Linked DNA regions of Homo sapiens: regions 1, 2 and 4 are each linked to region 3. The links are chromatin loops, found by intact Hi-C in ENCODE. Cell type or tissue: mammary epithelial cell. All regions are shown on one strand. Region 1 has its middle 48 kb from the start of CIMIP1. Region 2 has its middle 150 kb from the start of LINC01742. Region 3 holds the start of LOC105372694 (a long non-coding RNA gene). Region 4 overlaps LOC105372693 (a long non-coding RNA gene).

What was found. Peaks named below come from ENCODE experiments on the same cell type or tissue, not always from the same donor. Only the 100,000 strongest peaks of a DNase experiment are listed, where the experiment ranks them.
Region 1: a loop joins it to region 3, with 3 times the contacts of the local background. A loop is called at or near these places in 8 of 110 quality-filtered maps.
Region 2: a loop joins it to region 3, with 20 times the contacts of the local background. A loop is called at or near these places in 3 of 110 quality-filtered maps.
Region 4: it touches region 3 in a loop (6-fold over the local background); 4 of 110 quality-filtered maps call a loop at or near these places.

The regions. Positions count from the first base shown.
Region 1 is chr20:58,098,448-58,106,447 of GRCh38, reverse strand. It overlaps the pseudogene HSPD1P19. Among named protein-coding and RNA genes, the nearest start is that of CIMIP1, 48 kb to the left of the region's middle. In mammary epithelial cell, no CTCF peak of the experiment used is centred here; DNase peaks (open chromatin) are centred at 3,487 and 4,037; H3K27ac peaks cover 2,396 bases.
Region 2 is chr20:57,854,265-57,862,264 of GRCh38, reverse strand. No RefSeq gene overlaps it. Among named protein-coding and RNA genes, the nearest start is that of LINC01742, 150 kb to the left of the region's middle. In mammary epithelial cell, no CTCF peak of the experiment used is centred here; a DNase peak (open chromatin) is centred at 5,414.
Region 3 is chr20:58,174,893-58,182,892 of GRCh38, reverse strand. LOC105372694 (a long non-coding RNA gene) reads left to right here and starts at 3,214. Exons shown (of 3, transcript XR_936926.3): 1 at 3,214-3,301; 2 at 3,437-3,545. RefSeq lists a silencer at 3,052-3,111 and an enhancer at 6,706-7,206. In mammary epithelial cell, a CTCF peak has its summit at 3,164 (motif pointing right); no DNase peak of the experiment used is centred here; H3K4me3 peaks cover 191 bases.
Region 4 is chr20:57,987,349-57,995,348 of GRCh38, reverse strand. LOC105372693 (a long non-coding RNA gene) reads left to right here. Exons shown (of 6, transcript XR_007067678.1): 3 at 5,951-6,046; 4 at 7,114-7,262; 5 at 7,560-7,648. Among named protein-coding and RNA genes, the nearest start is that of LINC01742, 13 kb to the left of the region's middle. In mammary epithelial cell, no CTCF peak of the experiment used is centred here; DNase peaks (open chromatin) are centred at 3,568, 3,898, 4,698 and 6,328; H3K27ac peaks cover 2,334 bases.

The DNA.
Region 1 (8,000 bases), 76 kb after region 3:
CCTGCTGACACCTTGATTTCAGACTTCTGGCCTCCAGAACCATGAGTCAATCCATTTCCATAGTTTAAGCCACCCAATTTGGGACTTGGTTGTGGCAGCCCTAGCAAATTAACACATCCGCCAAGCGAGGGAATAATCTGAGTGGCAGAGAAGCCCTCCAGAGGGGCACTTCTTTCCTTTGCCCTGTGGACTCCAGGCTCTGTGCCTGGCAGCAAATGATACCTAATCACACTGCACTCTAAATCTACAGGGATTCTGTGGTTTCCCCCCGGCTCTCCATTTCTCTTGGCTTATCTCAGTCTCCTGTGCTGCCTCTAGCTTGATTAGCTTTACCCACATGTATTTGGCTTCATTCTTATTTTCTTTAATGTTTTGATAAGTGAGATCTCAAGCTGTGATTTTCTGTCTATGTTCCTAATCCTAATCTCTCTATTTCTTTCACCTCACTATTGTAAGAAATGTCTCCTGATTCAGTGTCCCATGTGAATTTAATTAACATGCTGCTTTTTAAGGAGTGGGTTTTGTTGACAGGGGCAAAGTGAGGTGAGGCAGAAGGGGAGACAGTAGTGTGTCAGTCAGGGAGGTTGGGTTATGCTGCAGTAACAAATATCCCCAAAGTCTTTGAGGCTTAAGTCAACTTTATTAAAATGTTACCCTCCTTGATGGTCCTGTAAATACGTGTTTGCGTGATATCAAAGAATGACAGCCTCACTTGTGGTGAGAGTGCCACTTTGCCAACTTACGCTATCCTTTGCTCTCCATCTCACATTATGGTCTTGGCTACTCTCTCAGTTGAAATTACCAAGAAGAGGGAAGGTCTCAGGTACAGCATGTGCAGAGAAGAATCTTCTCTCTGCTTGAGCTTGGAGCATAATGGTGGCTTGCACAAATCTCTGAACTACATGTTTCAGAGGAGCCATGCTGGGGTTCCCATCTCCTCAAACGAACATGGCAGGCGTAAAAGGAGCAAGGCGGGCAGGATTCAAATGGCTTAGGCAAGCAGAGGGCAGAAGATTGTTGCTTCTTGAGGGTTTCCTTTTACAACAAAAAAAATGAGTAATAAAGTTGAATTTGGGGGCAATTTGATTTGTTAAAATAAATTACTGGAAGTAATTGGATGAAGAAGGGTGCTGTTTTTAATTAGTTTAAGGGCATTGGCTGAGGAAAATCATCTTTCCCTCTCTCTTTTAAACATGGTTCTCCTCTAACTGGCACTGAAATTTTTTTTTTTTTTTTTTTTTGAGACGGAGTCTCACTCTTTCACCCAGGCTGGAGTGCAGTGGCATGATCTTGGCTCATTGCAAGCTCTGCCTCCTGGGTTCACGCCATTCTCCTGCCTCAGCCTCCCAAGTAGCTGGGACTGCAGGCGCCCACCATCACGCCCGGCTAATTTTTTGTATTTTTAGTAGAGACGGGGTTTCACCGTGTTAGCCAGGATGGTCTCGATCTCCTGACCTCGTGATCTGCCCGCCTCGGCCTCCCAAAGTGCTGGGATTACAGGCATGAGCCACCGCGCCCGGCAGCACTCATCATTTTTATAACATTTATCATGGGTTTTTTATGATTCTAAAAGTAATATAGGTCCACTAGAAAAATAGAGAAAAGCAAATTAATCTCACCTCCTAAAGACAACCTCTGTAAACATTTTGCTGTATTTTTCATTTTTTTCTATGTATTTTGTAAAGTTGGCATCATACTCTGCTTACAGGTCAGGCCTGTATTTTCTTTCATTTAACATCCTATTATAAATACCTTTCTCTATACATAAATGTTGGTAACATGATTTTATAAGGCTACATGAAATTCTGTTACATGGATGTACTCAAGTATATAAAGATAAGCCTTTATTGTTGGACAGTTAAGCTGTTTTCAATTTTTGCTGTTATAAATATCAGCACTGGATCAACATCCTTTGTGTGTCTCCAATTAAGAGGACTCACTGTTTAAAGCTTTGAATTTCTGGCTTTGCTCTCGCCAAAGAAATGTACTCCTTTACTTCTACTCTTTGGTTGTGAGGAATGGATGAGCTGAATGCCGTAAAAAAGGCACACGTGAAAGTCATGATATCGGCACCTTCTCACGTTTTACACACTTTGCGTGTATTAACTCATTAGCCCTTAGAGATGCCCTATGATAGAGGGGTTATCAGTATCCCCTTTTTATAGATGGGAATCAGAGCTGAACAGAGACCTGGAAAGAGAAGTGCCAGAACTGGGATTTGAACCAGGATTCAAACCTGGCAGTCTGGCTCTGGTGTGTGTGTTCCCAATCACCGTGCCACGTGGCCTCTCAGGACGGCTCCCCACAGGTGACACATCTGCAATTGATGGCAGTCTCACGTGTTGTGAGATTGAATTGGAAGGTTGGAAGGAGCCGCTGAGGACATTTTATAAGGCTTTGTCCCATGACCAACTGAGGTCGGATTCATCATGAATCCTAAGAGCTCATTCCAGAAGTGCCAGAAACGAACAGAGGTACAGAGTCTCTCTGAGTGCATGGTCACCGAAGAGCCTCCTCCTCCACTCTGGGAGGTGGGAAGCTTCATCCTCTTACCACCATCACCACCTTCATCATCGCTATATATATTTACATAAAGGAAGATCTATTAGGAGGGGTTGGATCATGCAATGATGAAGGCTCAGAAGTCCCACCATCTGCCGTGAATGACTCCAGCCTGATTCCGAAGGCCTGACCAGCAGGGGAGGCGGTGGTATAAACCTCAGCCCCAGGGCAGAAGGAGCCCATTGTCCCAGCTCAAGCAGGAAGGCAGGAAGAAAACAGGGCGGCTTTCTCATTCCTCCACCTTTTTGTTCTATTCAGTGGTTTGAATGATGCTCAGCTGCATGGGGAAGAGCCATCAACTTTACCTAGTCTACCAATTCAAATGCTCAGCTTATCTGGAAACACTCTCACAGACACACCGAGAATAACATTTGATCTGGGCAGCCCTGGGCAATTGGGTTGACCCATCCAGTTAACCATCACGAATCCTTTTTTCTTTCTGGAGGCAGGTCCAGAGTCCCCACTGATACTCCTGGCAAGCCCAGGCAGAAGCAGGTGTGCTTTTCAGGATGTGTCAACTGAAGACTGGGATTGTCCTGGACTCCCTCTTGGTCACATGCCACCCCTAGGTAGCCAGGGTTCTGGGAAGCTTGCCCACCCACTGAGTGGGGTGGAGGGACAGAGGAGCACACGCCAGCCCCACCCAGACCACGTAGACCAAAGGTCGGGGGGAGTGGGTCTCCACTAAGAAGACCAGGAAGTTGTTACCAGCGGGAAAATGGGAATGCAGCAAGCAAAACCAGATGTGCTTTGCATCCTTAAAGGGTTTTGAGTAGGTGAGGAAACCACTGAGTTTGCATTTTGGGTAGGATGACTCTGTGATTTCAAGTTACTTCAGATCATTAGGGGGTGCACCTTCTATTGGCTGAGCCCCTGAGGGCAGGTGCACCAGCTCATCCCTGACTCATGGTGGGGGCTCAGATGTTCTTTTTTGTGGTGGTGGTGGTGGTGGGTGGGAATGAATGGCTTCATCTTTGTGGCTCCATCTGTGACTGAGTCATCCATTCACCCTTTTCCCTGATCCCCACCTTTCAGCATCAGATAATATTGTAACTCTTCGGGTAGCTGTGTGGCAACAGTGGCTTGCCAACCATCACCGTGATTTATCCACTGCTGTGGGTTCCCTGGACAGACCCACAATTAAGAAGAGAAAGCGGCACAGCTAAATCTCTGCTGCCTGTGAAACAACATCTATTCCCACATTTTTTTTTTTAAATTTCTTGCCGCCTGTGAGCAGGGTTTATCTAAAGTGATTATAATGGGGTGGAGGGCGGTGAGATTCTTCTCTCGTGGAATGGTGCCATAGCGAGGCCAGCTGTCAAGGGGTTCAAATACTGGAGGCATTTTGCTAGGCCATGAAAATGCATGGAATCTGGAGATTCTTGAGCCAAAGAGAGCCCAGCTGTGGTCATTTGCCAATGACCTCAGGCACTTGGAGCATGCCTGGGCTGGACAGAGTGGCCTCTGCAGTTGTCAATCCAGGCTCTCCCAAAACACTGCCTGCAGCACACACTGTGTTGCCAAGTAACAGAGAACCACAAACTGAGAAGCTCATCCCTTTCTCCATTTGTCTTCTTCTTCTTTTTTTTTTTTTTTTTTGAGATGGAGCCTTGCTCTGTCGCCCAGGCTGCAGTGCAATGGTATGATCTTGGCTCACTGCAACCTCTGCCTCCTGGTTCCAGCGATTCTCCTGCCTCAGCCTCCCGAGTAGCTGGGACTACAGGCACCCACCACCAAGCCTGGCTAACTTTTGTATTTTTAGTAGAGACGGGGTTTCACCATGTCGGCCAGGCTGGTCTTGAACTCCTGACCTCAGGTGATCTGCCAGACTTGACCTCCCAAAGTGCTGGGATTACAGGCATGAGCCACCGTGCCTGGCCCCTTTTTCCATTCTTCAGAATCCCTCTAGTGATCTCAAAGAGAAAGTCTCGGCTTAGTGCTAATATGCCTTTAACCCCTAACATTGACCATCTCCATTGGCCACGAAAGCTCTGAGTATGGAGTTTATTTTGAAGTTGATTTGAACAGAGGGGGAGCTGGATGTGGCTCAGGACCATCAGTTGAGGATGTGCAACCAGGTGTAGAACAGTTTACTCTATTTATCTCCTGGGTATTTTCTGTGTATCAAAAGTGATGTTTCTTTTTCATTTAAGATAAGAATTTAAAATTTACCTTTAAATACATTTAGGGAACAAAGTGAGAGTTGATTGAAGGAACATACTAGCATGTGGGGCAGGAGGGAAGGATGGGTGCCATGCGGCCTTGCCTTTGGTTGCAGAGTGCAACACGTTGCCGGTAAGCACCCAGTGTGGCTCGGGGCCAGCAGGGCTGCGTCATCTGGGAGCTGGTTAGAAACGAAGACCCTCGGGGCCAGGCGCGGTGACTCACACTGGTAATCCCAGCACTTTGGGAGGCCGAGGCGGGCAGATCACGAAGTCAGGAGTTCAAGACCAGCCTGACCAACATGATGAAACCCCATCTCTACTAAAAATACAAAAATTAGCCAGGCGTGGTGGCACATGCCTGTAATCCCAGCTACTCAGGAGGCTGAGGCAGGAAAATCACTTGAACCTGGGAGGCAGAGGTTGCAGTGAGCTGAGATCGCGCCACTGCACTCAAGCCTGGGTGACAGAGTGAGACTTTGTCTCAAAATAAGTAGGTAAATAAATAAATAAATAAATACCCTCGGGCCCCAGCCCAGCCCAGCTGAGTCGGAACCTGCACTTTAACATGGTCCCTAGGTGGTTTGTGTGCCAATTAAAATTTGAAGTGCCCTGGTCCAGCACATTAGATGTGCGCTCCTGTCTCCTGGTAGGTGTCTTGAGGTCAGGGGCCCCACTTCTTAAGACCCAGAGCCCTACCAGTACTTTATTTAGCATAAAGTAAGTACCTAATCAATTTGGTTAACTGCTGCCTCCCAACCACTCCTCATGACTTAGCCATCAATAGCGGAGAGAATGCAGGCATTTCGGCAGCCAGAAGCAATGTATGAATGAATGAATGAATGAATGAATGCATGAATGAATGCATGAATGAATTGCCTTAAAATTCCTACCAAGCACCCACCATTCCCCAAACAAGATGCCAAGCTACAGGAATGCAGAGTTGATTCAGATAAGGCTTCTTTAGGAAAGTCACAGTCTCCTAGGGGAAACTGAGGCATGAACATGTAATCACAATACAGTGGATGAGTGAGGTGATAGTGCTATGCCGGGGACTCCTGGGAGTGAATGTTAGCTAATCCAGGATAAGGGAAGTTAGGGAGGGCTTCCTGGAGGAGGAGACTCTCCTTGCTGAGTTTAGGAAGATGAGCAGGATTTGCACAAAGAAGAGAAGGAAGAGAATTCCAGGCAATGGACACAGCACAAAGAGAGGCAAGCGGGTGGAAGCAATGCAGGGGTGGGTTGGGGCTGGACTGGAGGGGAGGCAGGGCCAGATGATGGGAGGTTCCACAGGCCGTGGTGTGGAAGATGAGATCTTTAGGGGCTTTTAAAGGGTTGTAAGCAGAGAAAGAAAGAGGTGAGCATGGCCATATGTTTCAGCAGGAGACAGCCGGGCTCAGGGTGGGAGATGGGGTGACAAGGGTGGAATGTGGAGGGGGCCGACCCACTGGGGCGTTGCTGCTGGTCCAAGTGAGAGGCAGTGGAGGCTTGAACCGGGCAGATGCAGAGCAAGGGACAGGGCTGGGAAATCCTTTCTTCTTCCCTGGGTTCTAAACCATGGGAAGTGCTCCTCTCTGCTTCAGCTGAGATGTATTGGCTTCTTTGCTCAGCCTGCAGCCAATCCCAAATGTCACAGGCGCCTCCTTGCAGCAGCCTACTCTAGTGGAGTTTTCTTGATGCTGAATGTTTGTGGGAAATAACTCCCACACGTGCCTTGAACTCCTGCCTTCTTATTGTGGTTTGAAGTTCAAAATTGCCATTGCTGTGAAGTTTGTATTATAGGGCACTTTAGGTTGAGTCTCCCCCAGATGCAAGCTCTGAGTGTAGAGTTTATGTTGAAGCTGATCCCAGGCAACTCCAGCAGGGGTACAAGCAAGACAGGACGTAAGACAGGTGCGGGAAGGAAGTGAAATGTTACCAAGCAGTTCATCGGTGTGGGAACTGGAACTTAGCTGGGCTGGGGAGCTCTCGGTGCATAAGGTGTCATTCCAACCCATGGGTACTTCCAGCTCCTGTTAGCTCACGCGATCCCGTTACACCCAGCAACCTGCATCCAGTGACGCACACTGGGAGCTTGACATGGTGGGAGTATTGACACCATGGAAACTGGCAAGCACTAAAATCAAGACTCCCCTCCCTGTAGATACTCTGTCATTAAGTGTTCCCAGCACGCCACTGGGAACCCCCGGCCTACCTGTGCCCTGGCAGGGCAGCGCTGGCTGCAGGAAAATGAAAAGGCCGTGGGAATGTGGGCAGCCATGTCTTCAGAGTCATCACTGTATCATCCCATCCATTTTCTCTTGTGCTTTTGGGGATGCGACAGTGCAGTAAACGTGTCAGGCAGGTGGTCATTTTAATTATGATTTTCCACTTAGTTGCAAAGGATTTCTAAGTCAATCTGACTTGTAAACCGTCCCTTCCCGTAGGGCAGAGCCACCTAGTACATTGGAAAGGACTGAGGATCTACCCCAGAAAGCCTGAATTGGAAAGGTGAAAACAAGCTCGATAGCCGACAACAGAGGATTGGTTACATGAATAACTACACAGCCTCACAAGGAAATGACCACTGAAACAGAGAAAATAGCAGTTATGGGATTTGCACCACTGGTGGCGAGTGCTTAATTTTACCTTTATTATTACTATTATTTTACAATGAATTTGTGCAATTACATCATGTGTATGTTCTTCAGGGGCTGGATAGCAATACTTCAATACTTTCCAGATGATGCTCTGAGATCAATCAACTCTGTGAGCCTGGGTTTCCTCCTCTGTAAAATGAGGACCAAATAGTACCTGATTCAGAAGTGAAGCAAAGGAAATGAAAGTGTTTTTAAAAATATAAGATGCAATATGAATGCTAGTTACTATTGTTTTGTCTTAGGGACAATGATCTCGTTTCTACTGCAATAAGCAGGATATGGAGGCCCAGAGGAAGACAGCTGGATCCCTTCAGCATAGAGCATTCAAGCCAGCCCTTAGCCAAAATCTATCCAGGTCCACACCATTTTGGAAATAGCAGCCCGCAGGACTTTGCAAGGGAGGGAATGGGGGATAAATTTCCAGAAATGAATATCCCTGAGACTATTTCCCTTGGACGGATTGTCTTTTCTGAAGGCATTTTTAAACGATAACTGGAAATGCTGATTTCACCAAGAACAAGCACCCCTGCCCACCCTTTTCCCCTCTGATGTGCCTCCAGAAGGGGTCTTTGTTGATGGCAACTTGTGAGGTAGATACAGCTGAGGTCCCACAGCAGAGCAGGGCTCTTCTCTGTTG
Region 2 (8,000 bases), 320 kb after region 3:
TGGGAGGACTTAGATACCATTTAGGCTAACTCTCTTACTTCTTCCTGTTCATGAAGGGGACATCTGCTTCCCATCTTTTTTCTCTTTGCAGAGGGAAAACATAATGATTGTTAATATTTGCTAAGCACCTACTACATGCTGAATGGTACTCATCATATGTGGTACCAGCCACAGCCCCATAACACAGATGCTATTGATATCCTGCTTCACGGATGAGGAACAAAGACCTTAGAGTAAGTCACTTGGGTCTGGTCATATGGCATGTAAGGGGTCCCTACCTTTACTCCCTGCACCAGTGGCTCTCAAGAGTATGATCTGGGGAAACCTACATGTGCCCAAGATCCTTCTGGGGAGTCTACAAGATCAAAATCATGCACAGGTTAAAGATCTATATGGAAAGCAAAATACACCATAGACTTTAATGTAACAAAGTACAGACAAATTCATTGACATGTTTCAGATTCCACCTTGCAAGTAATTGTTAAGAAACTACCACTTGTTGAGTTTTGGTGTATTATCAAAGAACACTGCCCATAATTATCTGCAAAGATGATGAAAATACTTCTTCCAACTATAGTCAACTCTTGAACAACATGGATTTGAACTGCACAGGTCCGCTTATAAGTGCATGTTTTTCAATAAATACAGTCAGCCGTCCTTATCAGCGAGTCCCACACCTGCAACCAAATGCAGATGGAAAACACAGTATCCAAGGATGTGAAACCTGCATATATGGAGGGCCAACTTTTCATATCCACAGGTTCCCCCAGGCTGTGACTTGAGTATGTGCACATTTTGGTAGACGCAGTGGTGCGGAAACCAATCCCCCACAGATACAAGGGACAATAGTACATATTTGCATGAAGCTGTATTTTCTTCACATACTTCAACCAGAATGACCTGTCACAACAGGCTGACTATAGAGCAGAGAATCTGCTATCTTCTATTAAGCCAGACATTAAAGAGATTTGCAAAAATTAAAAAAAAATTGTTTTAGAAAATTTATTTTTCATAAAAGTATTATGTTAACATGTAACAGGTTTATTATAATTATTTTAAATAAATTAACATTTTTTAAAATTTCTCAATTTCTGTGTCAAATATAACCTTACGTGATGAAAGCTTTTTGAGGTCTGCCATAATTTTTAGGAGTGTAATGGAGCCTTGGGAGCAAAAAGTTTGAGACCTGCTTTCCTATTTTCCTAACAGGCTGTGGTTTCATTCAATCATGATGCAGATGTTTGCTGAGCATCAGTCCTGTGCCCATAGGCACAGGGCAGGCAGCAGAAATAAAACAAGCGACCATAAGCCCTGCCATACAGAAGCACAGGGTATGTTGGGAGGAGACGTTAAGGTGACTCCTCCACGGTGCAGACGGAGGTGCTGGAAGGGGATGCTCAGGTCAGCCAGGGTGGCTCTCCAGAAGCAGATACTGTGAGAATGTTTGGGGTGCAAGGTGTGTATGAGGGACCAGTTCCTGAGAAAAGATGCAAGAGAAGCCGGGCTGCGTAGAGGGAGAAGTCCAGCTGTGCTGCAGCCCAGCAAAGTCTTGGCTAAGCTGGTGGGTAGCTCTGGGGTGAGTATAGCCCATCAGAATATAGCATATCAGACTGTGCACAACATATGAAATGGGCAAGCCTTTATTCTCCACCTCATTTAGTCACCCTACATGGCTGCTCCAGGAAAGGAGCACACCATGGTCCAGGAAACCCTCTGCAGCCAGGGCAGACCCTGCAGAAGCTGACAGCAGTGGACAGCAAATCCTTCCCCAAAGCAGGTCTGGACAATACATCATTGGGCCAGCACAAGAACCATGGGAACCCCTTCAGGCTCAGAATGTCCTCATTTCCCATTGTCCCTGGCTCCTTTAGACTTCATGGCTTTGCTATATCTTTCCACTCAGCAGACATCCATTGCAGACCTACTATGTACCAGGCACTGCTGAGGTGCTGCTGAGAGGGGTTTGGAAAGCAGAGGCCATGTATCCCTCATGGCCACTTCTACTGGGTCTGGTGAGGCTCATTTTGATTTGTCCCTTTAGGGGTTGAGGGTCTATGGAGTCTAATCTGAGGTGCCCAGGCACCCCATATTGGCTGGCCATTGCATTAGAAGGGGGCAGACTGAATAAATGCCCCACGCAACACTAGGGGCCTGCAGTCAGGTTGAACAGGAACATTTTCTCAATTGCTTCCCTTAGATTTCCTGGACTTCTCCTTCTCTGGATTGGAAATGACCCTTGAGAGTTGAGTTTCTCAGGTGAAACTAATCTTAGGTGTTTGAAGTCAGGGTAGTAGTTACCCTTGGGTGGAGGGTGCAGGAGTGACTGGAAAGAGAGGAAGGAGGGGCTCTGGTTTGCTGGTTATGCAAATATGTTCAGTTTGTAAAAATTCATGGAGCTATACACTTATGATTGATGCACTTCTCTGTATGTACATTATAAACCTATTTTTAAAAGCCCATAGATTTATAACATACATACCTACAAAAGTTTATAGATTTATAACATATATACATACAATCTCTCTGTTGGAGAAATTAGGAAAGAAAAAGAAATAAAAGCATCACATTGGGAAGAAAGAAGTAAAACTATCTCTATTCACAGATTGTATGATCGCATGCATAGAAAATCACAAGGAATACACACACACCAAAAAACCTATTCAAGCTAATAATTAGTTCAGCAAAGTTGCAGGATACATAATAAATATACAAAAAGCAATTGTATTTCTATACACTAGCAATGAAAATACAAAAATAAAATTAAGAAAGCCAACGTACTAAAAGTGGCATTGAAAAGAATAAACATAACAAAAGAAGGGTCAGACTTGTACACTGAAAATTACAAAAAAAAACTATTGAAAGAAATGAAAGAAGATATAAATGAATGGAAAGACAACCCATGTTCATGAGTTGAAGCATTAATATTATTAAGATGGCAATACTCCTCAAATTGATCTACAGATTCAATGCAATTACTATCAAAATCCCAGCTTCCCGTTTTGCAGAAATTGATAAGGTGATCCTAACATTCACGTGGAAATGCAAGGAACCTAGAATGGATGAAATAATTTTGAAAAAGGAAAATATTGGAGGACTCATACTTCCCAATTGCAAAATTTAGTACAAAGCTAAAGTAATCAAGAAATTGTGAATAAAGATAGACATATAGATGTACATATATTTGAGATTCCAGAAGTAAGCCCTTACAATTGTAATCAATTTATTTTTGGTGGGGCAAAAATAGTCTTTTTAACAAATTGTGCTGGGATGACTGGACACCCACATGGAAAAAAAGAAGCTGGACCCTTATCTACAAAAAATAACTCAAAATGGACCATAAACCTAAACATAAGCACTAAAACTACAAAACTCTTAGAATAAAATAAATCTTAGTGTCCTTGAAATAGGCAGTACTTTCCTAGATACAATGCTAAAAGCACAAATGATAAGACAAAGAATCAGTAAATTGGGTTTAATCATAATTTAAAATGTTTGTGCTTCAAAGGACACCATCAAAAAGGTGAAAGAAACACCACAGAAGGAGAGAAAATATTTGCAAATCAAATGTCTGTTAAGAGATTTGTACCCAAAATATGCAAAGAACTTACAACTCAACAACTAAAAGGCAAATATCTGATTTCGAAAATGGACAAAAGATTTGAGTGGACATTTCTCCAAAACATATATCTAAATGCCTAATAAGCACATGAAAAGATGCCCAATATCATTATTTATAATATTAGGCATATACAAGTCAAGTCCACAATGAAATACTACTTAACACCCACCAGGATAGCTAGAATCAAAGAGTCAAATAATAACAAATGTTGGTGAGGGTGACAGAACTTGCAGCCCTTATGTGTTGTTAACGGGAATGTAAAGGTGTATATCCACTTTGGAAAACAGCCCGGCAGTCCTCAAAAGGTGAAGCACAGAGTTACCATGTGACTCAATAATTCCACTCCCAGGTATCTACCCAAGAGAAATGGAAACCTATGTTCACACAAAAACCAGTTTATGAATATTCCTAACAGCATTACTCATAATAACCAAACAGTGGAAACAGCATAAATGTCTGCCACCTGATGGATGGATAGACAAAATGTAGTATATCCATGCAAGAGAATATTATTCAGCAACAAAAAGGAATGAAGTACTGATACATAGTACAATATGAATGAACCTTGAGATCATTATGCTAAATGAAAGAAGTCAGACACAAGAGACCACCTATTATGTAATCTCATTTATATGAAATGTTCAGAATAGGCAAATCCAGACAGACGGAAAGGAGATCAATGGTTGACTAGAAATTGGGGAAGGGAGAGGAATGGGGAGTGACTGCTAATGTGAACAGGACTTTTGGGGGTGACGAGAATGTTCCAAAACTAGATAGTGGTGATAGTGGCACAACTCTGAATGATACACATTAACAGAGAAAATTTTGTAAAATGAGAATTATATCTCAATATACTTATTACTTAAAAGTTTTCTGAAGAGCTGCATTCTGTTAAAGGACTGTTCTCAGGTGTGTGTCCACCCCTCACCCACACTGGTGAGCCTCGGCATCTCCTTATATGATAAGAGCTGACTGCCTTTGGTACAGATGGCTGAACCAAGGATGGACACTGGGTTCAAACTGGGACAACTGGTGTCTCTTCTGTGAGCATTTGCAATTAGGACTGAGAGGGGATAATCAATCCCTGTGTTGTATAAACAGAAGAGATAGAAATCTGTGAGCTGCAGGGTAGCCAAATCTGACTCTGTGCTTTTCAAGTAAGTGGAAATAAGTCTGGAGAGAATGAATAGATGGGTGGGTGGATAGACAGATGGATAGACAGACAGATAGGTGATAGATAGATAGATAGATAGACAGATAGATAGGAAATATAGATGATAGATGGATAGATGGATGGATGAATAGATGGATGGAATAATATGGATAGATAGATACACAGATAGGTAGATGATAGATAGATAGATTCGATAGATGATAGATGGATAGATGGATGGAATGATGGATGGATGGATAGATAGATAAATAGATAGATACATAGATGAAAGGATGAAGATTTAAGGCCAACTTACGGAGAGAAGATGAGATAAGGTCAGTGAGCCCTCAGAACAAAGAAAGATGGAGGTACTGTCTTGTCCCAGGCTGGTTTACATATTTACTGGTCACAGACATTTGTAAGGAACAGCTCAACTTCCAACCCTATGGTTTTTGTTACCTTATTTTTAAACTCACCTTGTCTCACTTCAATGGCGTAGGTGATTTCCTGTTACTTACAACCTAAACTTCTTTGACTAAGTCAGCTATGTTTGCAAACCACAAGCTAAACCTACATGGCATGCAATAAAAATGTGCATGCTGGTGAGGTGGGTGCCCTCCTCCGGAAGGGGTCACTCCCCACTCTGCCAGGCTCACCTTTTCTGCACCAAGGCCTCAAACTAGCTGTGACTGCTTTAGAGGTTTTCACAGAGTTCCACCCAGAAAACCACTTCTTCCTCTGAAATCCCAAAACTTGACTCACACCCTCAAAGCTGAGCAAAGCCTTCTTGGGTTGCTTTTTTTTAAATGTCAGTATCCAGGGAAAGCTATCTGAAGGTGGCATGGAGTTTTGCCACACATTGGATCCCTTCACAGAGGACAAGCTTCTAAAGAAAGACCTTTAGCCCCTTTGCTTACTGCTGTGTCCCTAGGTCCTTGAGTGAAAACTGGTATGCAGTAGGTGCTCAATAAATGTGTGCAGAGGACATGGGGCCTGGCACAGGCTCTACCTCCATATGGAGTTCTCTGATGAGCAGTGATAATAATAATAATTATTATCACAGCACATACTATGGGTCAGGAACTTTCTAAGATTTTTGCATCTTCTCTTTTATAACCCAAATAAATTCTGGAGCTCCAAACAGGCCAGCTTCTACATGGAGTTGAATTCAAAGAACTGCATACCCAGTAATAAGTAATTGAATTGAAATCTCCATCTTTATTTGAATCTCTTCAAGAACTTTGCAAGTATCTACAGTCATGTGCCACATAACATTTTAGTCGATGGCAGATTGCATATATGACAGTGGTTCCCTAAGATTATACTGTATTTTTACCATATCTTTTCTATGTTTAGAACCACAAATACTCAAAATTATGTTACCATTGCCTATAGTATTCCACACAGTCACATGCTGTACAGGTTTGTAGTCTATGAGCAATAGGTTATATCACATAGCCTAGGTATGTAGAAGGCTGTGCCATCTAGGTTTGTATAAATACACTCCATGATGTTCCCACAATGACTGCATTGCCTAACAATACACTTCTTAGAATGTATCCCCACCGTTAAGTGACACATGATTGTATTTCATAACCCACAGCAACATCACAACACCCTAGAATCCCCTTTCTCTCCTCTGCGGCTTCAGAGCCTGCTGCTCATGAACCCCCGGAAATCTCTATTCCGCTCAGTTTTCTGTCTCTTTCCTCTTCCATCTCATTTATCCCATAAATTTAGATAGCTTCTCTCAGCGCTTTAGTTTCCTTTTGTGTGGCTCACTACCTTGGCTTTCCATAAAAGTTACAAATGTGAATATAAAGGACATTTCCTCAGAAGGTGTGGAGGGATGCCAACCCTGAGGAGCAAAGGGAAAATCCTCTCCAGTGGGTGAGAAGGAAGGCTTGGGATGCCCCCGAGTGAAAAGGCCCTGTCCTCAGTACACAGTGAATGTCCTTAGCAACCGCATTAGGTGGGTGTTGCTATTATATCCCCATTTCACAGATGAGGAAATCAAGGCTCACAGAGGCTAAGCAACTTGTCCCAAATAACACTGCTAGAAACAGAATTCAAATCCAGGTCTCTCTGATTCCAGAGTTCACACTGTTAATTATGACTATAAGTTGCTTCTCACAGTATCTGTTTATTTTATTCAAAAAACATTTATTGAGTCTCTACCACAAACAAGGAATTCTTCTAGCTGCAACAGCAGGACAGACAGGTCAAGAAGCTGGGCAAACCCCCAGCAGAATAAGTGTGAGTAAAAGCAAAACTAGTTGTATGATGATCAAAATTTTTAAAAGCAAAAATACAAAATCTTAAAGGCAGCCAGAACAAAAAAATATATACATTGCTTTCGGGAGAATGAAGTAAGTATAATGGCTGGCTACTCATCAGGAATGATGGAAGCCAAGATATTTAAGGGAATAAAATATTTATAGAAAGTTGAAGAAAAGAGAAATTGCCAACTTAAAGTGCTTTGCCCCGTGAAAATACCCTTCAAAACTGAAGGTGAAATAATGACATTTTCTGATAAATAAAAGCTAAGAGAATTAATCAGCAGCACACGTGGGCTATGAAAAATACTAAGGAAGTTCTTCAGGATTAATAGAAGTGATGCAAGATGGAATCCTGGATCTGGCAGAAAAAAATCAAATTAAAAATCAGAAAGGATAAAATATATAGATAAATATGGGACTGTCTTTTTAAATTTTCTCTAAAAAACTATTGACTATTGAAAACAAATAAGATAACAAGGTATTGCTACATTTATAACATATGTACAAGGAAAATGTATGATAAAAATAGCACAAAAAACTAAGTGGTTAATGAAATTATACTGAAATTATCCACGTCCGGTGCAATCCCCTCCCCCTGAGTGTGGGTGAGACCTGGGAATAGGATGGGATGTTACTCCCAGGATTAGATCACACTATACGTCAACCAGAAAGAGATTTTTATAGATGTGATTGAAGTTTCTAATCACTTTGACTTTGAGTTTAATCAAAAGAGAAATATTCCTGGGTGAGCTCAACCTCATCGGGCAAGTTTTTAAGAGAGACATTCTTGCTATCTTTGAACAAGTGAACAGTGATGTTTTTGACTGCCTATGCAAAGGAGTGGCCTGGGAGGTGGGGATGGGGAGAGTCTTAGTTATCTAGTCCCGAAGAAATGAATTCTGTCAACAATCATGCGAGCTTGGAAAGAAGACCCTAAGACTTGGATAAA
Region 3 (8,000 bases):
AGGCCCGGGTACCAGCACTCCCGCCACGTCCCCTGGCTTCCTCCTGCAGGCAGTGGGCACAGGCAGGTGGAGGCAGCCACTGCAAGGAGCCAAGCTTTCTACATGCACCATCTCATCTAATCCTTCCAATGAACATGTCAGATGGGCACGGCCATTCCCCCATTTCACAGACCAGGCAACTGAGGCTCAGAGATGTAAGGCCATTTGTTCAAGGCCACAGAGCTCACTATGGGCAGCACAAAGAGTGGTCAGGGCAGTCTGACCAACACCAGTCAGGATTCCCCAGCTAGAGATCATGTCATCAGCACTAGCATTGACACAGTGTCTCTCTGGTGCCAAAGACTGTTCATAAGACATGACCAGCTCCCCACTGTAGAAGGGAGGAAATTGAGGCTCAAAGAGTCGATGTCACTTGTCTCAAGGGTCCCAGTAAGTGAGGGTAGAGCTGGCGGGGGCACTCAGGTCTGTCTGGCAGCTGAGCTCTTAAACGGCTGTCCCTCGCCTGTCCCAGAGAGCAGCTGGCATGTCACAGGGCCCCTGGGAAGCTGAGAAATGGGCCCCAAAGATATCAGGTCCCAATCCCTGGAACCTGTAAATGTGACCTTATTTGGGAAAAAAAGGTATTTTCATGAATGATTAAAACAAGGCTCTTGGGATGGGGAATTTATCCAGCATCATCTGGGTGAGGGCAGATAATCTCCCCTTTTTATTTTCTATATTTTGACCCTAGCAAGCCGTCTAGATGGGCAGTGGAACGCTGCATTCCTCATTCCAGCTAAAGAGGAAAAGATCTCACAAGGAGAAGGGAGTGCCAAGAGAGAGCAAGACCCTACACCCTTCCAAAGATCCCCTATGGTCCAAACTCCTTTGGCCAGCTCGGTCAGTTCTTTTTGTTTTCCATTGGCAGAGGAAGGACAGGTGAGAGGAGCTGGGGGTAGTCATGAAGCTCCCCAGCCTATTTGAGAGAGCACTGCCTCTGAGCTCCAGCAGTCTCAGCTGGTAAGACCCAGGGGTCCTGTTCTTTTCTGTAGTCCCTTGAAGATGAGGTCCAGCTAAGGTAGAGTAAGCAGTCATGCCATCTCAAGTGTCAGAACAGGGAGGCAGAGGGAGATTGGAGTCAGAGGAGGAGAGTTTGATGTGACTACAGAGGCAGGTTTGGGAGTGATGTAGCCACAAGCCACTGCAGGAAAGCCTGGAGCCACCAGAAACTGGAAGAGGCAGAAAGGATCCTACCTTGGAGGCTTTGGAAGGAGCGTGGCCCGGCTGACACCTTGACTTTTGACTTCTGCCTCCAGACTATGAGAGTCAATCTGTGCTGTTTTAAGCCCCCTAGTCTCTGATCGTTTGTTATGGCAGCCCAAGGAGACTGATCCAGGGTCAGTGGTGTGTGAGTGAGGCCAACCTTCTCCCCTGACCCGCTCTCTCTCTCCTGTGTCATCTCCAGGGGTCCCACGACTCCTTAAAGCATGCTGGTGCCGGACACAGTGGCTCATGCCTATAATCCCAGCACGTTGGGAGGCTGAGGCTGGTGGATCACCTGAGCTCAGGAGTTCGAGACCAGCCTGGCCAACATGGTGAAACCCGTCTCTACTAAAAATACAAAAATTAGCCGGGCGTGGTAGTGGGTGCCCGTAATCCCAGCTACTTGGGAGGCTGAGGCCGGAGAATCACTTGAACCCTGTAGGCGGAGGTTGTAGTGAGCTGAGATCACGCCACTGCACTCCAGCCTAGGCAACAGAGCGAGACTCCATTTCAGAAAAAAAAAAAAAAAAAAAAAAAAAAAAAAAAAAAAAAGCATCCTGGAGGGCACTGTGGCTGCTGTCACAAATTTCAGAGTGTAAGGCAACACAATTGTGCTACCCCACAGCTCTGGAGGTCAGCATCCGTCACAGTCTCCTGGGCTAAAATCCAGGTGCCGGCCAGCTGTGTTCTCCTCGGGAGGCTCTAGCGTAGAATCCGTTTCCTTGCCCGTTCCACCTTCTAGAGGCTGCTGGAAGGAGGGGTGGTGAACCTTGCCTGGTGGGGAGGCCTGAGGAGTTAAGAGATCCAGAGCCCCTGGGGAGAGACCACAGAAAGAAGCAGGAGGGAGGGACCACGGCTAGGGTGAGGCAGGTGATGCCATCGCCTTGGGTGCAAAATTTAAGGAAATGCTAAAAAAGCACAACTCCCAAAACCCTGTAATCAAGATAGAGGATATTTTAGTGTGACTTTGAAAAAATCAAAATCAATGCAAAAAAATTCATGATATACAAAATATTAAAGCTTTTTTTTTCTTTTTTCTTTTTTTTTTTTTTTTTTGAGACACTGTGTTACTCAGACTGGAGGGCAGTGGCGGTGTGATCACAGCTCACTGCAGCCTTACCTCTCTGGACTCAGGTGATCCTCCTGCTTAGCCTTCTGAGTAGCTGGGACCACAACCGTGGGCCACCACACCTGGCTAATTTTTGTATTTTTTGTAGAGATGGGGTCTCACCATGTTGCCCAGGCTGGTCTCCCACTCCTGGCCTCAAGTGATCCTCCCCGCTCAGCCTCCCAAAGTGCTGGGACTACAAGTGTGGGCCACCTCGACTGGCTTAATATCAAAGCTTTAAATAATGACAGATAAATAACAGCGCTGGGCCTAGCCGTATTGCAGCCCTAGGCAAAAGGACAAATCAGTACTACTGATCCTGACTTCATTTACAGTTTTGATATTTTGTTCTTGGATATGCTTGCATTGATTTTGAATTTTCAAAATACGATTTATTTTGAAGAACGATTTTTTGGGCTCTCCCTTGAATTTCCCACCCCATGTCATCCCCTCTCCTGGCTGTGGCGGTGGGGGTGGTGCATCTGGCAGTGACCGGCTGACCCGGGAGCCAGGGGTGTGGGCAGTTCCGGGGGCCACCCACGCGCGGGGGTGTAGACGCTGCGCCGTCCTGCTTCCCCCTAGCCCTGTCCTCTGGGGACAATCCTTTGCAGGAGGTCGTTCATCAGTGTTCCTCAGCCTGCGCCAGGCCAGCCTCCCGCCTTTAAGGCGTGCATTGTTTTTCAGCCTGGCCCCTGTGAGACCCCAGTGCGTGGCCGGGGAGGGCGCTTCACCCACGCGGCGCGGGAGCAGCGCGGAGCCCGCAGCTGAGGTCCCGCCCGGCGCCCGGTTCCTGCAACTCCAGGCGTGGCCAGCAGGGGGCGGCGTGGGCACGCTCGAGGCCCCGCCTGGGACCCGGGGCATTTCCTTCCCTCTTCCGCGGCTCTGCCTTCGTGCAAACGACCCTGACCCGGGGACAGCCCGGGTACTGCTCTTTAACCCCCTGCTGCTCAGGTCCGGCTCCTGGGGAGGGAGGGGCTCTGTGTTCTGGTCTTGCGGGGCAGCAGCGTGCTTTTCTTGGATCTGAATTGGGAAACCATGAGCAGACCCAGGCACTCAGTGTGTGTTGAATGTTCCCTGTATCTCCAGATTCTTCACGCAGCCTAAAGAGGCGGCCAAGCCTGTAAGTCTCACTTTGCAGATGTAGAAGCAGAGGCTCAGCAGGGCAGATCTCCTCCCGAAGTCCCGGGACCATCAGGTAAAAGGTCGAGTCATACTCAAGTCTCCCTGCTCCACATCTGAACGCATGGCCTCTGTCACCTTGTCTTGTGAACAAGGCTGGTGTGGACCCAGGATGCAGGGTCTCCACTGAACTCCGGGGGGTTGCCGAGGTGGGAGCGTGACCAGGAGCCAGGGCGGAGTGCATGACCCTGCCCCTGGGGCCCCTGTCCTGTTTGTGGCAATGAAGAGTGAGGGAGAAATACGGAGAGAAGAGGAAGCATTTTGTGAATGGCTGCAGCAATATGAGTCTCCACTCCTAGGTCCACCTTCCAGTCTCCAGGGGGAGTCCCTGGAGAGCCTAGAACCTGAATTGTCTGTGTCCCCACCTCCAAGCACAGATCCAGCACTGAACAGCACCTGCACTGGTTCTGCCCAGTTCCCTGTACTCACCATTCCAGTCTGGACCCACATCCCAGGAAGCTAAGTTCCCCCAAGAGCAGCCCCCAGCCAGTGATGGTGGGAACGGAGGATAAATACCCCAGCTCCCTTGCCCCACAGGTGAGATAACCCTGAGGGTGTCCAGCACCTCTCCTCTGGGGCCCATGTGGCAGCTGGCCTTGATGACACCTTGATTAGCCTCCTCAGTCTCACCTGCCTACTCCTTGGACTTCCTGGGACCACCTCCCCTATAAACTACCTGCCCTCAAATCCTCACTTCAGACCATGCCTCTGTTAAGCAGAGACCCTTGATACCACTGTGATGGTGGTGATGTTAACATTCATTGGTGCTGTTTCTTGAGCACTTACTGTAGGCAGACGTTGTGGAAAGGGCTTTGTGGGGTGAACTTCATCAAATCCTTGCAACAGCCCCATATTGTGATGAGGAAGCCGGGGAGGTGGTCACGGGGCTGCTAGGATTCGAACCCAGGTCTGGAATGAGGGAGTGAATAAGTGATGGGGGCCTGGATTCCTCCCAGGACAGTGGCTTAAGATGGAAACTAGATATTATGGAATGTGGGCATGTTTGGGGAAGCCAGGAGCACATCCCAAGGCTTTCAAGAGTCACTCCCACAGAGGGCAGTTCACTTTCTCAGTCCCGGCCAAGTCTGGCAGGGGAACCCTACTTTCCTCTTTGTGTGTTTTATGTCTCACTCATTTTCTACAGTAGGTAAATATGCATTAATTTTCATAATTTGAAAAGAAAACCATAAAAAAGTAAGGCTTTCAGATAAAAGCACACTTGGACACGTTAGTTGGGAAAATGTAGCTAAAGGGAGCTCCTGGCAGGATGCTTGGTCAAGGGCGGTTTCTGGGATGAAGATGCAGCCGATGACTGAGAGGCTGATTCGAGTTGATCCGTGGAGAAGCCACACCTCTCAGCCTGCACCCTGTGCGTGGCGCCACATGGTAGTGGTGGCTGAGGCTCGGCGGACTGCTTTGGTGAAGGAGATGAGACCTGTGAGAGCTGCTTAGCGATTTTTGTTGCAAACTGAGGAAGTATCTGGGGTGGATTAGGGCCCAGACTAGGGAGGGAGCTGGGATTGCTGTACTTTCACAGAGGGTTTTCTTTCCCAGGGTATGGGGCCAACACTTGGTCATGGGGCTTTGGTTTCTCCAGGTGTAGGGAAGGACCCTTGGCCCCTCTGCTTCAAGGCAAGCCCGTTGTGTCTGACCCCAGGCAGCAGGGGAGGGTTTGGGCCCACTACCCTGGTGGTCCTCCCCGGGGTGAGGACAGAGGCTTGAGAATCCCCCACTTGGTGAGGGGGAAGGAGGGAATTCTGGGAGTCAGGAGGGTGACAGGCCCTGGCAGGTGGGGGTCTTGGCTAGTACCTTCCTGCCAGAACAGGATTCCACAAGCCAGACAGATGGGGGAGAAGGTGGGGGTGGGGGAAGACTGACGGCATGTGACAGCGATGGCTGGGTTTTTTGTTGGCGTCTGGCTGGTGACCTTTTGGGGGAATGGATTCAGAAGTGACTGCTATTTGTCAAGGCCCAGTTCAGAGATGCCAGTGGGGGTCACCTCCTCAGGATTAAATGTCAGGGCCCTACTGTTGCTGGAAGTGGGATATACATCCCTGCAGGACACAGGCTGGTTGGGGCTTGGCAGTCTCCTGAGCCCAGGCGTGTCTGCAGAAATGCAGGTGTGCCTACCTCATGTGCTGTGATGTTAATTTGTGACTTGCTCTTGTGTGTGTGTGTGTGTGTTTCCTTTCTCCTCTTCCCAGAAGGCAGTGGAACTCCTTCATCAGGGTTTTGTGGTATGGAGTGGGGGACTGAAATTGCCCACTCCTGGTTTTTATTTTCAAAAGGAAGATGCCTTGTGGGGGGCATGGCTGAGATAGTGAGAAAAACAGCCACCAAGCTGGGAGGGGGTCCTAGGGCTGGGGGGGCCACAGCCCAGTCTCACAGCTTCCTGGGCAGATGGCAGAGTCTGCATTGGTAGGGCTGCCAGGAATTCCTGCCAGGCTAGACCCTGGATGCCCAGGCCCCTGCTTCTCCAAAGCCCCTCTGCCTCCACCTCTTGGCCTCTGCCCTCAAGAGACCCTTAGGGTCTATGTATATCAAGAGCCTAGGGACCAGAGCCACACCTCAGGGTTTGAAGTAGGCTGAATCACTTTGCTGGTGGCCTTAGGCGAGCCTCATCTGCGATAGGAATGGTGCCCCTCTGTAATCTGCAGTCAGGATTATTTAAACACATAAAGCACTTAGAGCAATGCCTGGCATAAAAGAAGTGCTCAATAAATAGTTGCCCTTGCTGTTCTTGTAAGTGATGACTGACCATTGTGAACTGAGAGTTCGGGGCTTCCCCAAGAGTTTGGCTCCATGCTAGGCCTCTGGGGCTTTGAGAAGGTGCGGGCGTAACAGCAGCCTCCATTTGGCTGGAACTGAATTTCTCATCAGCCCAGGGGCATGGGGGCTGGAGGCGCTTCTAGGGGGTTGGAAGAAAGTGGGGAATGAGTATCTCGAGAGCCCCAGTAAGCCCCAGACTCATGACCCCCTCTCGTAAGAGGCTCCTCAGATTGGGCCTGTGGTCTCCAAGGGTAATGGTGGGGACAGCTGGCAGCCACTGCGAGAACCCACCCTGTGAGTCATCTGAGTGGGTCCCCCCAGGGTCTTTTGAAGTCAGCTATGAGACCCCCATTTTATAGGTCAGGGCCCCATCAGGGGCTGCCCAACACTCATGGCTGGAGAGTGGGGGACCAGGGATAGAAGTACGATCACCTCCTTCAGGGCCTCTGCACATTGGACTCAACTGCCCTTATGGGGACACTGACTTCCCAGGGGGGACTTGGGCACAGGGTCTCCGCTGTCAGGACCAGCTCTACTCAGGGCGCAAGCCAAGCCAGGACCTGGTGCCCCAGCCCGGCCTAAGTTAGTGATGGAAGTGAGACCTGAACCCAAGCCAGCTCCCAGCTGGTGACTAACATGGGGACTATCACCACCATCCCCCTTGTCCATCCCGTCACCCAGGGACAGAACAAGTGACCACACCAGGACCCTTCTCTATGGGACAGATGCTAACCTGCAGTATGGGCATAATCTGGCCCTCTCCTGGGTAGATGGAGCTGTGGCCCCTTCTCAAGTGATGGCTGCTGTTGGAGGAATCCCTATTCCAAGCTCCAAGGCACAGCCCCTATGGTGCGTGCCTGCCGGGGCATAAACGCAGAGTCCATCCATGTCCTCTCCACACTACAGGGAGGACACAGACGAGGCCCTGATCACTCAAGAGGAAACCGTTCACCTGGGATAATGGGATGCAGTGGCTGCGGGTGGCCAGTGGGGACTTGAACCCATGCAGTCTGGTTCTGCCCAGTTGCTCAGCGCACACTAGGGCTGCTGGGGGAGGTGCTCCTGTCCTGGGAATGCAGATTCTCCCTGTGCTGAAGTTCAGAGAAAGAAAAGGAAGGAAAAAGGAAAATCTTCTTCCCTCCCATCCCCTCCTGTTCCCCGTTTCTCGCTCACTCTGTCTTCCTGTCCTTTCAATGTCTTCCTCCCTTTCTTTTCTTTTTCTGCCTGCCTGCCTTTCTGTCTCTCTCTCTCCCTTGTTTTTGCCTCTACTTGTCTGTTTTTCTTTCCCTTCTCCTCTCTTTCTGTCTCTGTCCCTCCCTCCCTCCCTCTTTTCCTTCTCTCCTTTCTCCTCCCACACCCTGGGGCGGGGGATGGAGGTGGGGGCTGTACTTGTGCTCTGAGCCTGCCCGCTGGCTGTGGGGACCTGACCTTTTCTGCACTGAGGGGAAGGAATGGGGTAATTAGCTTATATAATCCCCGGCCTGCCTGCTGTTTGCTGTGGATGTGGACAAACTCCATGAAAATGTGGACTTCTGGGCTGCTGCTGTGGGATCCCTTCAGAGGGCTCGGTATGCTGGCCTGGGAGGGGAGCAGGGGCTCTGGAAGGCAACTCTGGGTGCGGTCCTTTCACAGCCTTTCCTGGGCTCCCTCCGAGGTGTCTGTGAACTTGTGGAGGGAGTGAGGGTATGGGGAGGGGCAGCAG
Region 4 (8,000 bases), 190 kb after region 3:
CAGGGCTGAACTCGTTCTGATGTGTTTCACGGCTGATATTTTAACAATGAAACCTTACTGTCTTCATTACGATAAGTCTAATAAATGGCATTTGTCTACTCACAATTAGCATCTGGGTCCTTAATGTACATTAAATTACCAAGTCATCCAAAAATGCTATCGAGATGGTAGAATAATTATTCCTATTCTGCAGAGGGAAAAGGTGAGGCACAAAGAGGTTGGGAAACTTGCTCTCACCTGATGTTCAGTAGTATTTTCTCCCCTCCACAAAAGTTGGGGGTGGTCTGTGGCCTGCCAGGGGGGACCTTTTTAAGCAGTGAGAGGCAGTGGGGTCTCCTGGTGACGGTTATTGGCTCATGTGTCAGACAGACCTGGACTGCAGCCACATGCTAGCCCAGCAACTCTCTTCACCTGCTGGAGCCTCGATCTCCTCTTTTGCAAAATGGGATGAGAGGGCGTGGGGGCCTTCAGGAAACTGCTGCTGAAGCTGGGGAACGGGACACTCTTGTCCAGTCTTCTGTCATTTCATTAGTTTGCTTATCGACTAAAGGAGGCTTTTTTCCCCCCCGTTTAAGCTTTGAGAGTTGGAGTTCATAGATCAGAAATTTTAATTTGAGTGCACAGAACATAGGTTCCTTTAGTTAATTTGACCACTCGACTCAGCCATCACTGACATTGAAATCCCTTCTTTCATCTATGGCTGCACCTAAGCTCACCCTGTAGGGTTGCCAGAAAAAACACAGGATGCCTGGCTAAATTTGAATTTCAAATAAAAAATAAATAACTTTTTAGTATCAGTATGTCCCATGAAATATTTAGGGGCATATGGATACTAAAAAAAGATGATTCATTGTCTATCTGAAATTCGATTTTAACTGAGTGTCCTGTATTTTTGTTTGCTCAATCTGGCAACCGTACCACCTGGCCACAGAGGGAGGGGGAGGCCTCAGGGCACCCTAGCTGGGACTTGGCCCCATTAATGGCTATGATTATGATTTGTTTATTGGCAACCGCTCTGTGCCGGGCACCGTGCTGAGCTCTTGGCCTCCACCTTCTTGCCTTTCATCCTCACAAGCATTTTTCACATGTGGAAACAGAGGGAGCTGAGAGGGGAAGCGACTTGCCCAAAGATGTGGGTCGCTGAAGCCCAAGCCTGTTATGACTCAGCCTGATGCATCTCCAGCACGGAGACATGTGGCCCCCACGTCCTGCCTGCCCCACGCAGGGTCCTCGCCAGCCACTGAGCTGCTTCACCCTCCACCTGGCGCTGATTAGATTCTTGAGATTTTCAGTCCAGTGCCTGAGCCAGCACATAAAATCTTTATTTTTCCCATCCAAATTAGTTCCTGGGGAGACCCTGTGCCCTCCCTGGCTTTTATATGCCTTGACTTGGCTCATAAAATGACAGACGTCACCCTAACAACCCCCTCCTGTTCTCCAGCGAGACGGGAGGAGTCTCTCTGCTCTTGGCTGCATTCCCCTACCTGGATCACCATGAAATGTTATTTCCAGTAGACCGAGCGACTTAACGGCTGTCATATGGCACATATCAGGCGGAATCGTCTGACTTGCTCCATCCCATCATGTTTCATGGACCATGATTAGCTGCGACATTCTAAGGCACACAGTGCAGCCTTGCCTGTGACTCCCCTTAAGAACAAATGGCTTCACCTGACTCCAGAGGCTGGCTTTTATTTTGTTCCTTCTTTTTATGTAGTCGGCCTCATGGGAGTGGGTGAGTCTGGCAGCTGCTGACCACCTCTGATCGCACTCCTAAGCCAGGCTCCATGGAACTGAAACTTCAGACTCAAGCTAGATGATTCTCTATGACTTTGCCCCAGTTATCTGAAGCCTGGTTCCAGTTTGAAAAGATAAGTTATTATGGAGATAAAGCCAATTGTGAGATAAAGCCGATGCCACCATCTCGAGACATTTGGGGATGAGTGGCTCTGGCTAATGGGCACTGAGGGCATCCTCATTCATTCATTCTGTAAATATCCACTGAGCATACTCTGTGCCTGGTATGTTAGCACCAGGGACGTATTGAGACAACTAAGACATGTTCACTGCCTTTAAGTGTTCCATCACCTAGAAGGGGTCAGAAATGTAAATGAACAGCCAACATGATCAGGGCCATTATGCAAAGACCAGAAGACCTACAGGAGGCGTCTCCGGGCCGTGGCTGGCTCCCTCTTGGCTCTCTTTGGCTCTAGGCAATGGATCAGGATTGATCTGAGCTCCTCACAGCTGCTTGTCCCTCTTGTCAGTGACTTATTTCCCAGACTCTCTTCGGTCCGGATGGCATTGCGGCACCACAAACAAGGCTTGAGCTGAAGTAGGTGGTCAATTTATAAGAAATATTTTGCTCTCCTGAAAAAGAAGGTCATGTTCATTGGCTTTCCCCTTTTCCTTTCTTGTCTTGAAAGCATCAACATGATGCTTCAAGCTGCAGCAGGTCATCCTGAGGCCATAAGGCCACCAACCTGAGGACAGAAAGTGGAAGTGCTTAGAATTCTAGAGGGGAAGGCAGGGAGAGCCTCTGTCCCTGCCGGCATGGCCAAGCCATGCCCCAGCCACACAGCACCCACCCCTCCCTGCTCGTTGTGTGAGAACAATAAACTTCTATTTGTTTAAGCCACTGTTAGTTGGGTTTCTGATACCTGCAGCCCAAAGCATTCCAATCTAATACAGAATTTAGTACATTTTATCTGGAAGGTCCTGGAAAATCTAGGCAGAGGGGGTAATAAAAAAAATGCACAAAGTCCCTTGTCCTCTAAGGTCTATAGTCAGGGGACATGTAGCCTGGAACTGTTGTCACTCATTTGTGTCCTTCTATCCTGGTAGACAGACCTCCTTGCCTTTCTGGGAGCTGAACAGCTTTAGCCTCCAGGAACCCAGGGAGGTGAAATGAGACTTCTTGCACCTGCTCAGGTTCCCGACACCTCTCTGGAGCCCCATTCTCTCCTTTCACCAAGTTAAGCTGTAAGAACGCAGCACCCACAGACAGTACCTCTCCAACCTGTGTGCTATGTGGCACCCAAGCATCTTCTCAAAATGCAGATTCTGATCTAGTTGGTCCAGGCTGGGGCCTGAGAGTCTGCATTTCTAAAAGGTTCACAGATGGTGCTGATACTGCTGACCTGGGGACCACACTTTGAGTAGCAAGGTTGTGGAGGGTGGCCAGCTGCTTCTAGGACTATCCTGCTGTGGTCAGTACTGCCCTTCTACCCTTGGAAGCAAAGTCCAGTCGAGTATTCTTTACTCCAGCCCACCTAGCTGGAATGCCCACGTTCTGATTTTTTAAAATTATGCCCTTCTGCAGTCGGATGGGACTTCTCAATTTTGGATTCAAAATCAACTCCCTGGGCTTTGCATAGACTCAGAGTGACCAAGTGTCCTGGTTTGCCCAGAATGAAGGGCTCCTGGGGATGTGGGACTTTTCAGTACCAAAACCAGGAAAGTCCCCTGTGAACCGAGAAGAGCTGATCATCCTATATAGGTTGAAGGCTGTTCAATTAGAGGGAAGGCAAGATGACTCAGGAAGGCCTTGGCACCCAACAGTGTGAGCGCCCAGTGGTATCAGCCAGGGCTTAGTGAGCACCAGGCTAAGTGTGGGCATTAGTCACAGTGCTCCACGCCAGTGAAGTGCGGCAAGCCTACTCTTTGGGATTTTCTCTGTCATCCCAGACCTGGGTCTGGAGGCTTGGATTGTGGGGAACAGAAACAGCGAGCTCCCCACCTCCCTGGCCTTGCTGTTGCCATGTGGGGCTGGAGAAGGCCACGCTGTCACAACTCCTCATGAAGCAGTGAAGACTTGGGCTGGGACAGAATGAGGTCATGGGTCCTGGGCACCTCCTGGGTTTGCTGGGGCCTCCCCCGCCTTCCACCAGCCCTAGGCGGTTAATGACTCGCTCAGCTCCTTAACTAAAAAAATGTGTGCTGGCTCCCAGCTGAATGCCTTTAATTTGTCTCATTTGTGCCTGAAGCACTGGGTGTGGACAAACCGAAGTTAAGCAAAAAGGCTATTACCATAATGCGATGGCCCTCTGGCAACGTCTCTTCTGAAACTCCGTCCTCTCCCTAACAAGACAGGCTGGCAAGGAGGGCATGCTAACTCCAAGCACTGGCCCGCCTCTGCCTGTGGACTGGTTTTATTTTGTGGCTCTTAATAGTGGTTTTGTGGTTTTAAGAAGTGGCTGACCTTTAAAAATGGGAAGATTTCAAATAAAAATGTATATTTCTAATCACTCTTAAAAAATCCAGCAGCACTGAATCCACCTTCTGACATAGGAACAATTAGCTGGGGAACAAGGACAGGCTGCCCTGGTGGGTGCAGTGGGGGTAGGGTGGGGTGGGAGTCCCTCAGGCAGCCTGGCCCCTGTGACTTGGCGCAGGTGCTTTTCCAAATCATTTCTTGTCTTATTTTATTAAGTGAGAAATACTAAGGATGCTATTCGTTCTGTTATCAGCACATTATCAGTATTGGAGTCAGTTTCAGAAGTAATTTCTGATTCACTTGCCTTCCGAAGACAGGGCTTCCCACACACGCAGGACCTTGGACCAAAGCAGGACAAGAAGCATTTGAAGTCCTGGAGTAGAACTTCAGAATTAAAGTCTTACATCATTTTCATCATTGTAAAAAAATGTGCATTCATTGTGAAAATGGGTGTGAATTTTTCATAGCAGTATTTGGAGGAACATAATGAGTAGCCGTTAAAGGAGTGACTATCCCATGTTTCCTCTGGGCATTGTAAGAAGCTCTCCAGAAAACGTGAGCCAGCAGCTCTGACGTCTTTCCCGATGCAGTTTTTCAACAGGAAATGTTCATTCAGGCATTTGTGGGGGTGATGTCTGCTCAAATAAGTGTTGCAAAGACACAGTTCTTGGAAGGCAAAACTGAAGCAAGTGAAGGATCAGGCTCATCTCATTACCTGATTTGTTATTTTTATTGTAGAAGCAAAATTTAATGGCATGAAAAATATGGTAATATACAGATACATGAAAATTAACAGGTTATAAAACCATACACAGTGCACGTTATCATTACAAGTAGGTGTATATTTAAATGTGTTTGTAAAAAGAAACATGAAAAGCTGCATGTCAAAATGCATTTAGTAGGTTTTATTGGTGGATAGTTGGATTATGTTTTCTTTTTATTCTCATTTTTTAAAGGAGCTTGATAGTCAATTCTGTTTCCCAGGTTAAGTTTCCTTCAAACTGTTCAACGGAAATTAGCAAATGCTTACCAAGGACCCAGGATGAGTCCTTAGTATGTGCCAGAGATGGTCAGGAACAACAGCTATCATAATGATGACAGCGTTATGATGACGGCATTACTAGTTAGGACTATGTTGGGCTGTATGTCAGAGAAATTGATCTTTAATCCTCCCACCTGCTTCATACCATGAAGCCCAGACACAGGCAATCCAAATAGTGGCTCCACAGTGCTACTGAAACCCAGCCACCTTCTTTCTCTCCTCTTACCCATCCTTCCACTGTGCTTTTCATCCCCACCAGAACAAAATGGCTGCTTTGTCTCCAGACATCACATCCAGAGTCCAAGAAGAAAGAAGGGAGGAAAGGAAAGAAAGGACATTCTAAAATCTTTTTTTTTTTTTTCTATTGAGGAGAGAAAGCTGCCAAAGGATTGTGACCATGGTCACATGGTCATTTCTGGTTTCCAGGAGGTCTGGGAAGGCGAACGTTGTTGAACAGGCACATCTACTAAGGTGCCTATTGTGAAACGCAATTTACTGCTTGAATAAAATTGAGATTCTGTTAGTGAAGAAGAAAAAGAAAGTGGATATTGGTGGAGGACCTTGCAGTGTTCACCCCAAATAACAATGGTGGTCATATCATTTTCTGTGAGTTTTACTGCATGCTAAGAACTGTGCTGGATGCATTAATGTTTTGTGTCAAACATTAATAACTATTATTATTATGATTTCAGACCACAGAAAAAGAAACAGAGGCTCAGAAAGGTGAAGCCAATTGCCTGAAGCCACACAGAATATCAGCTGGAGTCAGGATTCTAACACCATCCCATGTGAGTTTAGACATGTGCACGTAATCCCCAGGACATACCAAAAGAAACAGGCATTCAATATATCAAGGGATAGCCATTTCTCCCAGAGCCCAGTGGGCTGTGGCTCTTGTGTCCCTTAAGACCAGTGCTTCTCGAACTGTAATGTGCATCGGGTCACCTGGGCATCCTATTAAAATGCAGGTTATGGTTCCTGGCCGGGCCTGAGATTTTGCATTCCTAACAAGCTCCCAGGCGATGCCCATGCTTGTAGTCTGTGGACAGCACTTTGAATGCCTGAAACCACCTCCCAGACATGTCCCGCCTTCCTGGAGCTGGCCTCCTGGTTTCAGACGTGTGGGCAATTGGTGCTGAGATCATTCAGGGCACGTAAGGAATGCGCACAAATGCAGAGCTCCAGGGAAGAAAAGTCACAGCACAGGACCCAATAGGAAAACTGCCATTTGGGGAGACCAAGCCAAGGAGCGCTTTGCTCCTGCTGCTTTTCTCAAGGAAGAGCTTGCTTCCTGCAGTAAGTGAAGTCTAGGGTGCAAGGACAAATGATGTACCTCAGACCCAGAGGATTCATTAAGATTTTGATGCTCCTAGAAAATTGGCTCCATCGTCCATGTCTCAGGAACTGGGGGGTTGTGACTTTTTTTCTTTGGTGGTAGGATGACGATGGTGATGATGATGATGGTGATGATGACAAAGATGACTATGAAGAAGCAGTAGAAGGAGATTTGGAAGAGGGAGTAGAGGAAGGGGAGGAGGAGGAGCAAGGTCATCAGAGTTTGTTGAACACTTACTACATGCCTGATCTCATTTAACCCTTAGACTCACCTGGTGAGGGTTGTACTACATTTATTCCCATTTTACAGACGAGGAAACCAAGCTTCAAGGAAGCTGAGTCTCCTGTCCAAGCCCACGCAGTTGGCAAGTTGCAGATCTGGAGTAGAGTACAAAACTCTCTCATCTGTGTCTCCAAGACACCATGACCCATCATGGCTTCCTTCTGCTGGTTCAGGCGTAGTCTCAGAATTTTTCCTGCGCCATTGCCCGCGCCACCCCATCAACCCCATCTGTTGCAGGTAGCTGATGCTATCTACTGCCAGCCTGGAGCCAGGCTAAGAGGAAGAGAAAGAAGAAAATGCCTGCAGAAACATTCTATGTAAAGAACACTTTGGGATCAGAAAAAGAAGCGCGCCCGTGTTTCACTTGCAGCCTCACCCTGCACTAGGTACAGCCAGTTCTGCTCTGAGGCTTGTCTTGAAAATACAAATTTGTTCTAGTGTGATTGACATGTTAGTGGTAATTTGAGCGTGATGCGAATTTGGTTTTTACCTATATGTGATTTTGTCCTCAGGAAATGCTAGGCCAATGCAGAAAACTACATCCTGCTTGGCAAGCCCTGCAGGACACACACACACACACACAAGCATGTGCACACACACGTGGCCCTTCAACGTCACCTCAGCTGTGGGTTAGGAGCCACACCTGTCCACACCTGGTGTTACAACCATCTGCTCCATTTCAGGTAACCCTCCTTCCTCCACTGCACAATCACTTAGAAACTGTAACTCTTCTTGGGCCCAGGTGCACAGGTAAATTCGGATCTTTCCCAAGGTAAGTGCCATGTTTACCTTCGTGTTTATGCATTTCCTATGCATTTAACGTGTGTAAAATGGTGCTATCATTTTATTCAGCTTCTGTCTTTGTTTTCAATGTTACTGGTAATATTTTGAGTGTTGTGCTCCTAACCCCATTCTTGCCACAGGCCCTGCATGCTACCGTGATTTTTAGGAACCCTATGTCACCTCACAGATCTGAGCATATATGAGTTGGGCTCGTCACCCGGCCTTCTGGGAGTCTCAGTTTCCCTATTTGTAAAATGGACATAGTAAACCCATCTCCATCTCACAGAGGATAGTAAAAAGAGCCCTGGCCTTGGAGTCTGGGGGCTGGGCCACAGGTCAGG